2 separate regions of the Homo sapiens genome follow, and region 1 is linked to region 2. A link is an interaction called in ENCODE POLR2A ChIA-PET data of the cell type or tissue named here. Cell type or tissue: CD4-positive, alpha-beta T cell. All regions are shown on one strand.

What was found. ChIA-PET counts read pairs that join two places held together with the same protein. Peaks named below come from ENCODE experiments on the same cell type or tissue, not always from the same donor. Only the 100,000 strongest peaks of a DNase experiment are listed, where the experiment ranks them.
Region 1: POLR2A ChIA-PET joins it to region 2 with 13 read pairs; 17 of 35 experiments call an interaction of 5 or more read pairs at or near these places.

Annotation. Positions count from the first base shown.
Region 1 is chr15:84,731,073-84,739,072 of GRCh38, reverse strand. No RefSeq gene overlaps it. Among named protein-coding and RNA genes, the nearest start is that of ZNF592, 14 kb to the left of the region's middle. RefSeq lists enhancers at 2,528-2,587, 3,868-3,957, 3,978-4,037, 4,544-5,447. In CD4-positive, alpha-beta T cell, no CTCF peak of the experiment used is centred here; DNase peaks (open chromatin) are centred at 2,542, 3,302, 3,772 and 4,782; H3K4me3 peaks cover 1,165 bases; H3K27ac peaks cover 3,206 bases.
Region 2 is chr15:84,627,894-84,635,893 of GRCh38, reverse strand. It overlaps the pseudogene SCAND2P and the pseudogene EGLN1P1. Among named protein-coding and RNA genes, the nearest start is that of WDR73, 22 kb to the left of the region's middle. RefSeq lists silencers at 1,607-1,686, 2,157-2,506 and an enhancer at 4,001-4,050. In CD4-positive, alpha-beta T cell, no CTCF peak of the experiment used is centred here; DNase peaks (open chromatin) are centred at 2,163, 2,333 and 4,513; H3K4me3 peaks cover 4,258 bases; H3K27ac peaks cover 1,479 bases.

The DNA of each region.
Region 1 (8,000 bases), 100 kb before region 2:
CTGGGATTTCTTTTTCACTTTTTGTGTTATATTGTTAAAATTCATCTCAGGCTTGATGCATATAGTTGCATTTATTTCTCGCGGCTGCTATAGACAATTCTAATGTGTGACTATACTAACTTTCATTTTTCCCATGCAACAGAAACTCTTGGTGGCCTGTATTCTTATCCTTGGCCTCTTAGCCCTGAATATATGGTGGCCAGTTTCATGGGAGCCTTCGCTTACAATTTCCGCTGCAAGTGTCAGGTCTTGGGCCTCTCCAATTTCTGTTTCAAGGCCTTTTCAAAGCCATAAGAGCCTACTCAGCCCTCTCACAGGCGTAGTCTGAAAGTAAAGAGAATTAACACAACCTTCAACCAGTGGCAGGTATGAGCCAAGGAATAAATGCCCCAGTCTCCTATCCTTCAGATGGACAATTCTAGGAGGCATTTTTTACACTTTTCAGAGGACTCCAAAAATCAATCACGCCCCCTGCGCTGGCTTTCCCTCCTACCCTACCTCACTCGTTCCTCTCCGTTAGACCTGTTGTCCTCCACACACATCATCAATTCCCAAATACACAACCTGCACCCAAGTCCTTGTCTCAGGCTCTGCTTTTGGGGAACCCAAACTAATACACCCGATTTCCCAATATTGAGCATTGGGTTGTTGCAGATTTCTGTTATTGCAAAAGTGCTACCAAAAACTTTCATGTAAAACCCAACGCTGCTCAAATGCGAGAATTTCTTTTTTTTTTTTTTTTTTTTTGAGACGGAGTCTCGCTCTGTCGCCCAGGCTGGAGTGCAGTGGCGCAATCTCAGCTCACTGCAAGCTCCGCCTCCCGGGTTCACGCCATTCTCCTGCCTCAGCCTCCCGAGTAGCTGGGACTACAGGCGCCCGCCACCACGCCCAGCTAATTTTTTGTATTTTTAGTAGAGACAGGGTTTCACCATGTTAGCCAGGATGGTCTGGATCTCCTGACCTCGTGATCCGCCCGCCTCGGCCTCCCAAAGTGCTGGGATTACAGGCGTGAGCCACCGCGCCCGGCCAATGCGAGAATTTCTTTTTCTTATTTACATAGAAATAGAATTGGTGGTCACAATTCTATTGTGAATGTTCAGCTTCACAAGATAATTTCCAGTTGTTTACCAAAGTGGTTTTGGGGTTTTGTTTTGTTCTGGTTTGATTTTTTTAAACCAATTTACACTTCTAACAACATTGTATATGAGATTCTCTTGATCCACATCCTCTCCAATGCAAGCTATTGTCAGATTTCTTCATTTTTGCCACTCAAATAGACATCAAATGGAATCTCACTGTGGTTTTGACTTGTACCTCTCTGATGATTAATGAAGTTGAATATATCTTTATATGTTTATTGACCATAAATGTTTCATATTCTGAGAAATGCCTTCTCATAGCTTTGTCCACTTTTTTCTATTGGTTCATTGTCCTTTCTTCCTTAATTTTACTATGTTTTTGACAGTTATGGGCTTTTTCTTTGAACTCAAGTGTTCAGAATTGAATTAATCATAATTTTCATGTAATGTGATTTTTTTCCCCTGGTTACAAAAGTAAAGCATGCATGTTATAAAAGAAACAGGTAAAGAGTGCAGACATGTTGAACATAGAAAGAAAAGTCTCCTTTACTCTCAGCTCCACCCCACCTCCAGGCAAGAATAACTCCCATGGACAATTTGTCATTCCATGTCTTTAGATTTTTGTTTTCACATCTCTCTCCCAAATTAGATTGATAGTCTCTCGAGGGTAAAGACTGTATTGTATTCATTTGTGTATTCCCACCCCTAGCATAATGCCTGGTTCAGATCAGGAATGAAATACATTATTGTTGAATGAACTGCTGAAAGACGAGTTAGAACATAGGCTTTGAAGTTAGAAGACTTTGGTTTGCCTGGGGCAGAGAATTCAAGCAGGAGAAAAATGGGAGTACTAGTAAAGTGTGTTGGGCTTTGATTACTGAAAGCCTTGGCTATTGGGCCAGAGTGTTTGATTTTTATGTTGGAGGCAGTGGGGTGAGGGCATTCAAGACTTTTTAGGTAGAGAAAATTATTTATTCATATATGTATGAATTATTCATATTTATATATATATATATTTGTTTGTTTGTTTGTTTGTTTGTTTTAGACAGAGTCTCACTCTGTTGCCCAGGCTGGAGTGCAGTGATGTGATTTTGGCCCACTGAAACCTCTGCCTCCCAGCTTCAAGTGATCCTCCCACCCGAGCCTTCCTACCAGCTGGGATTACAAGTGAGTGCAACTGCACCTGGCTAATTTTTGTATTTTTAGTAGAGATAGGGTTTCACCATGTTGGTCAGGCTGGTCTTGAACTCCTGACTGCAGGTGATCTGCCCGCCTCAGCCTACCAAAGTGCTGGGATTACAGGCATGAGCCACTGTGCCACCTGGCCTATTCTTATGTTTTTACCAGCAACAGAATTAAAATGAGACATTGACAATCTAGTCATCTACTGGCATTGTACAGGATGTGAGGCGGAGGAGAAGGGGGAAAATGAAACTGGAGACAGAAAAATGAATGAATCAAGCAGTTGTGGCCGAATGCGGTGGCTCACACCTGTAGTCCTAGCACTTTGAGAAACCAAAACAGGCAGATCACTTGAGGCCAGGAGTTCAAGACCAGGTTGGGCAACATGGCAAAACCGCATCTCTACAAAAAAATACAAAAAAAAAAAAAAATTAGCCAGGTGTGGTGGCGCACAGCTGTAGTCCCAGCTACTTGGGAGAATCCTTTGAGCCCAGGAGGTTGACCGAGTGAGACCCTGTCTCAAAAGAAAAAAAAAAAAAGTTATTAACTTGGTATGGACACAGACTCCTATGACAAACTCATGAGAACTGTGGCTTCTTTCAGAAAAGTAGCTATAAACCTAAGCCCCTACATTTTTTGAGAATCCCTGGATTAGTGTCTTTTTTTTTTTTTTTTTTTTTTAAGACAGAGTTTTGCTCTGTCGCCAGGCTACAGTGCAGTGGCATGATAGCTCACTGCAACCTCCACTTCTTGGGTTCAAGCGATTCTCATGCCTCAGCCTCCCGAGTAGTTGGGATTACAGGCACGTGCCACCACACCCAGCTAATTTTTGCATTTTTAGTAGAGGCAGGGTTTCACCATGTTGGCCGGGAAGGTCTCAATCTCCTGACCTCATGATCCGCCCGCCTCAGCCTCCCAAAGTACTGGGATTACAGGCGTGAGCCACTGTGCCCAGCCTAGTGAGTCATTCTAAGAGTGAAAGAATAAGAACTTGCAGCATGTATTTATTTAGTCAGACATATTTATTAATCCCCTACTATGTATGTGCAAGGCACTGAGCTGAGTGCTGGGAACAGACACCATCCAGTATGAGGCATGCATTATGGTATGACATAGTGGTCAAGGGCACAGACCCTAAGCCCAGTTCTCTGCCTTCAAACCCCTGCCGGGTGACCTTGTTTAATAAAGCAACTGTACTCCACTTCTGTTTTATAGGGACAATACTGACACCATCCTCATGGGCTGCTGTGAAGATTAAATGAATGCTTCATGAGAGCTTGGGCTTGATGGCAGAAATGAGGGAGGAGAGAGAGGGCAGTAACTATGCGGAGGGCGGATGAGGGCAAGGAAGAATTTTAAAGGATGACAAGATTTTAAAGTAAAGCAGGAGAGGCTGAAGGTGCATCAGTCATGATCTGTTCTGTCCCCTAAGGGGGGCCAAATGGTGGGAGGGGAGAGATCGAGAGCAAACGCAGAGAGGCTGGCTTTAGCTAGGAAGATACTTCCGCTTGTGAGCTGGAGGGGAGGAGTCAAGTGTGGGTGCAGGTGCTGACTCTGAAGTAACCGCAGGCAAGAGGGAAGGAATGTCACCAAGGGGGGAGGGGTGAGGAAAAAGGAAAAGTTGTAACACACTGTCTCAAAGAGGGGATCTAGGAAGATGCAAATGTCAGGGATTATTCAGGACTGGTGAGCTGATAAGGGATACTGATCTGCCTGGTTGGGTAACTTCTGGTGGTCATGGGAGCTACAGGAGAAAAGCATTAAAAAAAAAAAAAAGGTGGGGTGGGGGAAGTGGTGAGTGCAGAATGTCACAGTGGTGAAATCCGGAAGAATAGAGACAGGGGAGGCTGGCCATTGTGGCTCACGCCTGTAATCCAAACACTTTGGGAGGTCAAGGCAGGTGGATTGCTGGAGCCCAGGAGTTCAAGACCAGCCTGGGCAACATGGAGAAACCCAGTCTCAATAAAAAAATTAGCTGGGCATTGTGGCACATGCCTGTAGTCCCAGCTATTTGAGAGGCTGAGGTGGGAGGATTGCTTGAGCCCAGCAGGTGAAGGCTGCAGTGAACCATAATCGTGCCACTGCACTCCTGCCTGGGCGACAAAGTGAGACCCTATCTCAAATAAAAAAAGAAAAGAAAGAGTTGGCCGGGCACGGTAGCTCACACCTGTAATCCCACTGCTTTGGGAAGCCAAGGCAGGCGATCACCTGAGGTCAGGAGTTCAAGACCAGCCTGGCCAACGTGGTGAAACCCTATCTCTACTAAAAAATACAAAAATTAGCCGGGCATGGTGGTAGGCACCTATAATCCCAGCTATTTAGGAAGCTGAGGCAGGGAGAATTGCTTGAACCTGGGAGGCAGAGGTTGCAGTGAGCCAAGATCACGCCACTGCACTCCAGACTGGGCAACAGAGTGAGACTCTCTCTCAGAAAAAAAAAAAGCGGGGGGGGGATTTGCTGGATTTGCCAACCCACTGGTCTTTACTGAAGTATCTTAAGGGTCACTAAAGTGTCACAGCAGGTGACTCATGGCAGAGAAGAAAAGGGAGAAAGAACAGTGAGGCAGTAAACCACATGCAATCTGAGAACACTGACTTTGCAATGAAAGGGAAAAGTAAGACATTAACCAGAAAGAATAACAGAGTGAAATGAGGTATATTTCTTTCTAAAGGTCAGAAAAGCTGTACTACTGCTATTTCTTCTTCTTCTTCTTCTTCTTCTTCTTCTTCTTCTTCTTCTTCTTCTTCTTCTTCTTCTTCTTCTTTTCTTCTTCTTTTTTCTCCTTCTCCTTCTCCTTCCCCTTCTCCTCCTCCTTTTCCTTCTCTTCTTCCTTCTTCCTTCTTCTAAGGTAAAGGCAGCAGTTGTAGAGCTGGCAGGAGAGGGAGGAATAGGGCTTCAAAAACTTAGCTGGAGGCCATGAGCAGTGGCTCACACCTATAATTCCAGCACTTTGGGAGGCCGAGGTGAGCTGATCACTTGAGGCCAGGAGTTCAAGACCAGCCTGGCCAACATGGCAAAACTGCATCTACTAAAAATACAAAAAACAAAACAAAACAAAACAAAAATTAGCTGGGCACTGGACTCCAGACTGGGTGACAGAGCAAGACGCTATCTCAAAAAAAAAAAAAAAAAAGTCAACTGGAGTATGATGCCAGCATAATACTATTGTAATTAGCTTCTGTGGGCCAGACATTTTCCATAAGAATATGTTATTCCCAATTTACAGAGGAGGAAACTGAGGCTCAGAGAAGCTAAGTCATTCGCCCAAGATCACACTGCTAGTCAATGGCAGAGTTAGGATTTGAGCCCAGGTCATATGACTCCAAAACACCAAAGCTTGCCTGCCTAATACCAGAGACAAGCAGAAATGTTAGCACTTTGAGGGAGAGGGGATACTTCTGTCCGCACCGAGGAAGGAAGAAAGGATTGGAAGAAACATATATACTAATGATTTATGTTCATTTATTATTTAGAATTATTCTCCTTCCCACACGAATATATAAGCATATAGATTTTTAAAAATTTCTTTTGATTTATTTGTTTTTGGTTTTGTTTTTGAGATGGAGTCTTACTCTGTTGCCCAGGCTGGAGTGCAATGGCACGATCTCAGCTCACCGCAACCTCTGCCTCCCAGGTTCAAGCGATTCTCATTCCTCAGCCTCCCGAAAAGCTGGGATTACAGACACCCGTCACCATGAGCGGCTAATTTTTTTGCATTTTTAATAGAGACGGGGTTTCACCATGTTGGCTAGGCTGGTCACGAACTCCTGACCTCAAGTGGTCCACCCACCTTGGCCTCCCAAAGTGCTGAGATTATATGGGTGAGCCACCACGCCTGGCCAATTTTTTAAATTTCTTTTGAGACAGGGTCTTGCTCTGTCACCCAGGCTGGAGTGCAGTGGTGCAAACACAGCTCACTGCCACCTCAGACTACTGGGCTCCAGTGATCCTCCTGCCTCAGCCTCCCAAGTAGCTGCGACTACCAATGTGTACCACCACACCAAGCTAATTTTTGACATTTTTAGTAGAGATGGGTTCTCACTATGTTGCTCAGGAGAGTCTTGAACTCCTGAGCTCAAAAGATCTTCCCACCTCAGCCTCCCAAAGTGCTGGGATTACAGGCGTGAGCCACCATGCTTGGCTGAAAGCATATAGATTTTTTTTAAGTTGGCATGATCGGTTTACATGACCAAGCACCTTTAAAAAAAAAAAAAAAGGCAGGCTGGGGATGATGGCTCATGCCTGTAATCCCAGCACTTTTGGAGGCTGAGGTGGATGGATCACTTTGAGGTCAAGAGTTCAAGACTAGCCTGCTCAACGTAGTGAAACCTCTGTCACTACTAAAAATAAAAAAATTTAAAAAATTAGCTGGGTGTGGTGGCAGGTGCCTGTAATCCCAGCTACTTGGGAGGCTGAGGCAGAAGAATCACTTGAACCCAGTAGGCAGAGGTTGCACTGAGCCGAGACCATGACATTGCACTCCAGCCTGGGCAACAAGAGTGAAACTCCATTTCAAGGAATATATGTATATATGTACAAAAAAATAGCCAGGCGTGGTGGCAGATGCCTGTAATCCCAGCTATGTGGGAGGCTGAGGCAGGAGAATTGCTTGAGCCCGGGAGGGAGAGGTTGCAGTGAGCTGAGATTGTGCCACTGCACTCCAGTCTGGGCAATAAAGTGAGACTCTGTCTCCAAAAAAAAAAGAAAAAAAAAAACCCAATGCAAAAAATTGGCATGATACAGGAAGTCTGACTTTACATAGAAGAAAATTCAGGCAAAGAACCAAGCTGAACTTTTGTGGTCAGAGAATGAACTGGACATGGCCAAGAATGTTAAAGCTGAGTATTTAGAACAGTGGTGTGGCTAATTGATTCACCCAGTCCTCTATCCAAATGGTTGCTTCATAGGAGAATCAATCCTCCCTTAAATACTCCCTTAATTCAAGAGAATGGAGGGGAAAATAGTTTGCATATATTGGCAAGTTGTTTATTGCAACTACAAGGATTTTTGTGATGTATGTCTCATCTATCAATATTTTCTGATGAGTGATTTCAAAATATCTGTCTAAAGAACAGACCTAGGCCAGGCGCGGTGGCTCACGCCTGTAATCCCAGCACTTTGGGAGGCCGACGCGGGCGGATCACGAGGTCAGGAGATCAAGACCATCCTGGCTAACACGGTGAAACCCCGTCTCTACTAAAAATACCAAAAATTAGCTGGGCGTGGTGGCGGGTGCCTGTAGTCCCAGCTATTCAGGAGGCTGAAGCAGGAGAATGGCGTGAACCCGGGAGGCAGAGTTTGCAGTGAGCTGAGATTGCGCCACTGCCCTCAAGCCTGGGCGACAAAGCAAGACTCCGTCTCACAAAAAAAAAAAAAAAAAAAAAAAAGAACAGACCTCATTTATATTTGCCAAACTCTCACATGCAAAAAATGCAGAAAAAACCAAAACCAAATCATAAAGCAAAGGGAACTGTACAGTTTCGTGGGCAGGTCACAGGCTAGAACCAGAGACATAAAAACTGACAGCCATGGTGAGCAAATTGGACAAACAGGACCCAAGGACTAGGACATGGTGAGGGGTCACTCCTGCTGCTATACCAATGCTCTAACCCCAGCGGTGACACCAAAAGGTGTTGAAAAAATGCCAAGGTTCAAGGGCATCTAGTAGACCAGGAAAGTACTGGAAAAGCAGATCTGAGCAAAAAGGAGGTCGCCATCTGACTCAGCTTGCAAATCAAC
Region 2 (8,000 bases):
TAATCTTCCCTTGATGCTCTTCAACAGAGACAAGGTTCCTGTCTGTAGATCAAATAAATCACAGTATTAGGAAAAAAAATAACAGCAAATTTGGAAGTACAATCAACTTAAGGAGAAGCAAAGGAAAAGACTTAGAAATGGGACATTATTGTCTACATCTAGAGGATACATGTATCTGAAAGCTTAAGAAAGCCCTTATCTTAGGAACTTGAAGCTGAGGATAATCTCAAGTTCACTTAGTGCCAGTCACTTTAGTTTTTAAAAAAATTTAACTTAAACCCCAGCCTAGGCAACATGGTGAAACCCAGTCTCTACTAAAAATACAAAAATTAGCCAGGCATGGTGGTATGTGCCTGTAGTCCCAGCTAGTTGTGAGGCTGAGGCGGGAGGATTGCTTGAACCTGGGAGACAGTGGGGTTGCAGTGAGCTGAGAATGCACCACTGCACTCCAGCCTGGGTAACAGAGCAAGACTCAAAAAAAAAAAAAAAATTAAACTCTTCTTATTGTGTCTTTTTCCTTGTAAGACATTAACTAAAAGTTACTGGTAGTAAATGGTGACTGTTTTACAATTGGGTTTCATTATTGACAATATCAAAAAAAAGCAGCAATCTTTAAGAGTTCAAATTAGTGTAAGATAGGAAGGACTGCAAAACAATCTGATTTTTCAGTTGTAATTAAAGTGCTCCTTTTCTTATTTTAAGTAAAATAAAATTAATCAGTCACTGGCAACAATCATTATTAAGAGGTCTTTTAGGGCAAAATTTAATAGTATGAAGAGGTTTACAAAAATAGATTGACGTTATTTTGAGAAATACTGTAATTTTTTCTCAATTCAGTTTTGATAAATTGTACCTAATCATAGAAAAATTATTCCAATTCAAACTTGACATATATTAAAAAAGTAGAGATGAAATTAACTCAGCTACGTAACAGATCTGGCAAAATATAAGAATGAAAAAAATTCTACACAGGGCACTTATTTCATATCCAGAGGTAAAAACATTTTCTATTAGTAGCTTATCTTCTTCCTGTAAGCAATCACAGATTCTAAGTTGATCATGCGGTACAAAGTCACAGCAGTCAGAATCTTCTGTTTGATGCAACACACAAAGTTGTTTGTTTCCTTACTAAAATGCGAACTGGTTGTCTATTTTTCTTTATCCCATTTATTCGTATTCACAAATTAACAAATAGCGTCAACAATTATTGTAGGTGAAGTGGGGTATTGCTGGATCAAAGGCTCTATAAGACGTCTTTACTGACTGAATCTGAAGGTTTATTGAGTTCAATCCTCACACCTTTTTCACCTGTTAGATATTTTACTTTAGCTCGTGCTCTCTCATCTGCATCAAATACCAAACAGTTATTGCGTACTTTGTAGCATATGCTGGTTGTACTTCATGAGGGTTGCGATGGTCAGACCAGAAAAACAGCAGTCTATCAAATTTGGGTTCAATGTCAGCAAACTAGGCTTTACCTTCTAGAAAAATTCGAAGTATACCTCCACTTACCTTGGCATCCCGTTCTTTAACGTAATGTAATACATTTCACACGTCTTCCGTCTCCATTTGGATTATCAACATGACGTACATAACCCGTTCCATTGACCGGATAACAAGCAGCCATGGCTTTTGTCCGGCCCGGGGACGCGCGAGGCGGGGACGCGGCCGCCGCGGGGTCGGCCGCGGACTTGGCCTTTGCCTTGGCTGCGTCCCCGGAGGCGCTGTCCCGGCGCCTCGCTGCCTTCCTGGCCTCCAGGGCCCGGTCCCTGGACGGCGGCGCTGCAGCGGGCGGCGCGGGGCCGGAGTCCTGGTGAGGGCCCCCTCCGTGGCCGAGGGCGCCCTCGCTGCCCTGGCACACGAGCTTGTGCTTCTTCCAGTCCTGGCGCTGGCGCTCCTTGCAGCAGAAGGAGCTGCGGCTGCAGCGCAGCAGGTTCTCCATCTTCCCGCACAGCTCGCAGTACTGCCGGTCTCGCTCGCTCGAGCTCGGCTCGCCGGGCCCGCAGCTGTCATTGGCCATGGCGACCGCAGCTGAGCAGGAGGGGTGCGGCCGGACGGCCTCGCCCGAGGCTGGGGAGCGGAGAGAGAGATAGGGGCCGTCACTGCGCCATGCACCCGCTACCCTTGACTCAAGGAGGCTGGCACCCAGGGCCCTCGGCCGGGTCGCTTCCGAGTCCTAGGCTCCGGCGCAGCGCAGGCGGCCGCCTCAGCGCCTAATCGCCGCCGTGGGCTGAGAGAACGCGGCCTGTGCGGCGAACGGCAACCCGGGCTCGGGCGCGCGAGCCTGCGGAGCGCAAGACCGGCCCCCTCGGCTGCCGCCACCGCCTCAGCGTCCCGGGCGGCCCGGCCCAGGCTGCGGAGGAGCGCAGGGTAAGCGGGTGCCGCTCGCTCTGCGCATTCTGCACGTACACCACGGTACGGCGGCGACCCGGCCGTGCGGCGCGCGTGGGCCCACACTGCGATTTCTTATCACTCTTGCGGACGGGCTAGAGTTCGTTCTATTTTGGGGCTGTGCTTCAACTGTTCCTCTGGTTCTGCTGTGAACTTCACCATTGCCTGGAACAGACAGATTCTGTCTGTGCTTGCTTCGGATGGATGTTTAGAGAACTCAGTACTGATCCTGAGGGCTCCTTCTTTGAGAGCACATCCTGTCCCTCTTCAAGGACTGGAAGTGGTCAAAATTCTGTAGGGACTAAAACTTAAACATCCCAAACATAAAAAAGCAGAGGAAAGGTTGGGTGCAGTGGCTCACGCCTGTAATCCCAACACTTTGGGAGGCCGAGGTGGGTGGATCACAAGGTCAGGAGTTCGAGGCCAGCCTGGCCAATATGGTGAAACCCAGTCTCTACTAAAAATACAAAAATTAGCCGGGCGTGGTGGTGGGCGCCTGTAGTCCCAGCTACTAGGGAGGCTGAGGCAGGAGACTCGCTTGAACCCGGTTGGCGGAGGTTGCAATGACCCGAGATGGCACCACTGCACTCCAGCCTGGGTGACAGAGCGAGACTCCCTTTCCAAAAAAAAAAAAAAAAAAAAAAAAGCAGAGGAAAAAGCCAGTCTTATGCAAAAGCCTGCAACAGCAGTAAAGACGGCAGACATGTGGAAGGCTTTATGGAGATAAGGCCATGGACCACTGCATCCTGGCCACCCAGCTCTCTGGGGACTGCTCCTACCTGCCTTGCCAAACCCTAGGCAAAAAGACATAGGATAATTCAGGTGTTTTGCAATAGGCTCAATAATGTCGACAAAGACCACCGAAGCCGCTTGCCTCTGGCTGGCTGCTACAGAGTGAGAGCTGTTCTCCAAAAAGACATCCCTGTCACATGTGCTCCTCCCTGATCACAGTGAGGCTCATACCATTTTAAGCAATTTTCTTATTTAATGGCAGGGACGGACACTCAGAGCAGCCAATGTTGTGCATTCTCTGAAGAGTCAGCCTGAACTTGGAAGGAAAGTTGCAGATACCATGACCACGAAATAAGCAAATTCCAGTTTAACATCAATAGTGAAGTATGCCCACACTGCTAGTAACCCAAGGCAGCTCTGTCTCTCACATACCTCTATTTTAACTGTTCGGAACTATGTTTTTATAGCTCACCTCCAGCCTCTGTCTTCCAGGTTCTTTCTGCAAGTCTTCCACCAGGGCCACTGCCTCCTCTCCACTCTCCGGATGCTGCTGTCTGACCCAGATCTGGATCTCCTGGAGAAGGACAGTCGGGAACTGTTCTAGGACCAGCAACTCCAGGATCTGCTCTTTTGTACACTTCTCTGGCCTTAGCCACTGACAACAGAGCTTCTGGAGCTGGAGGAGGGCCTCTCGGGGTCGTGATGCTTCTTGGTAACGGAAATGCCAAAAGCTCTGGCAGGATGTCTCTGGTCCAGGGTAATTCCCTTGAAGGGAAATTTCCTGCTCCCAGTGGGAATCTTCTTCCAGTTTAACTATTTGGAGATCTTGTACTGAAGGAGTCTGGATTTGTTGGTCCACAGCTACAGCCATTGTTCAGGTCAGAGAAGAGCTTTGCAACCGCACTCTAAAGCTCAAACCTCTTCATCACCTCACTGGGAAGCCATCTTAGAACTTCCACTTAGGAGTCACTAAGTGGAACTTCTCTTGAAATTCTAGAGTCAGAGACATACATTACAAAGTTAACTCTAGTAAAAATCGCAAGTGTTAGCCCAGCAGGCTTGAGGTGAAGAAGAGAGCCTTCCTGTCCCAGCCCTGTTGCATGCCCTGGTGCCTGTGGAGTCACTGGTGGGGTGGCAGTTCCGGAAGTTTGATAAGAGGAGTCAAGGGCTAGTGACCTGGTTGAAAAGTAGAGGAGCTTGAAGCTGAGAGAATACGGACGATTCGGCCCCGTGACATGTTCTTAGCGGGGACGCAAGAAGCCCGAGCCCAGGTCCCAAACACGGCTATTCGGCTAGCCACTGAGCACCGGAAGCGGAAAACCTAGCCCCAGAAGGACTCCGTGTTCTCCGGAACTACATTTCCCAGAGGCCGCCGCCCGAAGACAGACAGCAGCGTTAGCCCATAAAATGGGAGAATATCTCAGGCGCCTATTCGTTTCAGACGAATCATTGATGACTTTTCTACCAGCTGGGTAAGTGGGGCGGGGTCGCGAACCGCAGCCACAACTCGCGCACCTGGGAGGGTGTGGGTCTTGCCTCCCAGGGGAGGTGGAGATCTCTCGCCCTGCGCGGCCCTGGTGGTATGAGCGAGAGGGGTCTTTACAAAAATTTTTTGTTTTGTTTTGTTTTTTATTTTTTATTTATTTATTTATTTTGAAGCGGAGTCTCGCTCTGTCGCCCAGGCTGGAGTGCAGTGGCGCGATCTCGGCTCACTGCAACTTCCGCCTCCCGGGTGCGAGCAGTTCTCTGCCTCAGCCTCCCGAGTAGCTGGGATTACAAGGCACCCACCACCACTCCCGGCTGATTTTTTTTTTTTTTTTTGTATTTTTAGTAGCGACGGCGTTTCACCATTTTGGCCAGGCTGGTCTTGAGCTCCTGACCTCATGATCCACCTGCCTTGGCCTCCCAAAGTGCTGGGATTACAGGCGCGAGCCACCGCGCCCGGCCTTTGTTTTGTTTTTAATAGAGACGAGGTCTAACTATGTTGCCCAGGCTGGTTTTGAACTCGTGGGCCTCTCAAAGTGCTGGGATTATAGGCATGAGCTGCCACGCCAGTTTATAAAGTATTTTCACTTAGGGCCGAGGGCAGCTGTTTAACCCTGTTAGTCCCTATTTATCCTTACTATGCAGATGAATATATCGAGACAGCTTGGGACTGAGGTCTCTGCCCTTACGAAGCTGGGACTCCAGTTAAGGTTTTCTGCCACTTAAAGTGCTTTTCTCTGGCATGGTTGGTAGCTGTGGTAATGCTTTACCACTCTGTTCCTCCCCCCCTCACTTACCACTCACACAATTCCTCATTTCCTGCTTGCACAGTCCTGGGTCATTCGAGATTAATACCATTGACTTTCATTCAACAGTTGGGGAGCAATTCGGGCCAAGCACCAGGCAGCGAGTGTGCTGTGGTGGGAGAAAAAAAAAGGAGACACTCCTTCCTCTTAAGGAATGCAATGCAGCGGAGGGTGCATTTTCTAAAACGCTGCCACGGAGTTATGTGCAACCCAAATAACTACAATGCAGTGCTATTAAATGCTTTGCGAAATGCTACGTGCTAAATGGAGGTGTGTTCAAAGGAAATGACTTGATAGAAATACCAGGGACGGACCGGTGCAGTGGCTCACGCCTGTAATCCCAGCACTTTGGGATGCCAAGGCGGGCCGGTCACTTGAGGTCAGGAGTTCGAGACCAGCCTGGCCAACATGGTGAAACCCCAAATCTAGTAAAAATACAAAAAAATTAGCTTGGTGTGGTGGTAATCCCAGCTACTCAGGAGGCTGAAGCAGGAGAATCGCTTGAACCGGGGAGGCAGAGATTGTAGTGAGCTGAAATCATGCCACTGAACTCCAGCCTGGGTGACAGAGGGAGACTGTTTCAAAAAAAAAAAAAAAAAAAAACCAAGGAAGGGCTGGGAGAGCCCAGAATCGTGCAGCCTCAGGGAAAGGACCTACTTTACACATTTTATCTGGTTTGGTTCTGAGAAGGAAACCTGGAACCCTGCATTGTAGGTTTCACTTCTTATTTAACAGATGAAAGGTTCAAATTCAATGAAGGTGGGGAGAGCTGTGCTTGCCCCCACAGTAGGAGCAGCCTGTGGTTAGGTGAGGGAAGGACAGGATAACAGAAAGGGCTTTCTAGAGAATCAGTTGCGAAGCAGGGCCATGGAAATTCCTTCTATCCCTCTTAACTTAGTGTCAACAAAAAGTCTCAGTGCAGACAAACCCACTGAACTTAATTTGGGAGAAAAAGCCATGGAGAAGACCCTTTAGAATGCACTTCCAAACTAGAAACCAAACGGGGTGCCTGCAAGGGGGTCGTTCTCCTTGTCTTTAGAAAAAGGGAATCGAGAAGAACCTTTAGAATGAACCTCCGAACTACAATTAGGATCCTAAACAACCTCTTCCTAGGAGAAAAAAAAAAAAAAGCAACAGCTCACAATAAACCAAGGACCATCAACCAAACGAGAGGTCCAGGGCTCAGGAGGACTTACTAGGAGGAGAAGCTGAAAGTCGGTGAGGCCTTTATTTATTTATTTATTTATTTATTTATTTATTTATTTATTTTTGAGACAGGGTCTCTCTCTGTTGCCCGGCTGGATTCTGGGCCTGATCATCGCTCACTGCAGCCCTGGCCTCCCTGAACTCAGGCAATCTTCCTGCCTCAACCTCCGAAGAGCTGGGACTATAGGCCCGCACCACCATGCCAGGCTAATTTTTGTACGTTTTGTAGAGATGAGGTTTGGCCATGTTGCCAAGGCTGGTCTTGAACTCCTGGGCTCAAGTAATCTGCAGGGGGGGCTTTCAAGGACCCCTACTGGTACCGTAGCTCCAAATTCAGGCAACTACTTCAGGGTTCTCAGTCCTCTCTGAGGCCCCATGTGTTCAGATGCCAAATTATTGTCAATGAAGAGAGAAGACTAAACATTGTAGCTAATATATCTTTTTTTTTTTTTTTTGAGATGGAGTCTTTGCTCTGTTGCCCGGGCTGGAGTGCAGTGGCACCATCTCAGGTCACTACAACCTCTGCCTCCCGAGTTCAAGTGATCCTCCTGCCTCAGCTTCCTGAGTAGCTGGGACTACAGGTGCACACCACCATGCTCAGCTATTTTTTTGTATTTTTAGTAGAGATGGGGTTTCCCTATGTTGGTCAGGCTGCTCTCAAACTCCTCACCTCAAGTGACCCACCCACTTTGGCCTCCCAAAGTTCTGAGATTACAGGAGTGAGCCCACCGTGCCTGGCCACTAATGTATCATTTTTATCTTAATGTTTTGTTCTTTTATCCATTTGTTCCTATTAGGTATTTCTCATGGCTTTAACAGTGGACTTCAGGAGTCATGGTTAAGTAACAGGTGTGGGGCAGGTAACTGACCAAACCTCTCCTCTGAGCCTCCATTTTCTTACCTGTAGAGTGAGGATACTTACCTCCCTCCTAGGGCTGTCAGGATTAAATGAGATGGCAGGTAAAGACCTTAGCACAGTGCCTGGCGCATGGTAACTGCTCTGTCCATTTTGTCACTATAAGCTCTTCTGGTTTATTGTAAAGTATATAATGCAACCCAAGTGAAGCAAAATTCCATGAATAAAAAAAGTCATCTCATTATAGCTTGCCTCAAATTATAAAATCTCTAATAAAAATGAAGGTATGTAGTTAGTGGCAGAAGTTTGTCTACAACTAGATCTGTCCAGTGCTCAATACTCTCTACTATGTCACAAACTTCAGGACAGGGTTAAGAGGGAGACAAGGTACTGCCTGGAAGGGGAATACCTTCTGGGGTCCTGGTAAGCGATTTTTTTTTTTTTTTTTTTTTGAGATAGAGTCTTGTTCTGTTGTCCAGGCTGGAGTACAGTGGCGCCATCTCAGCTCACTGCAAGCTCCACCT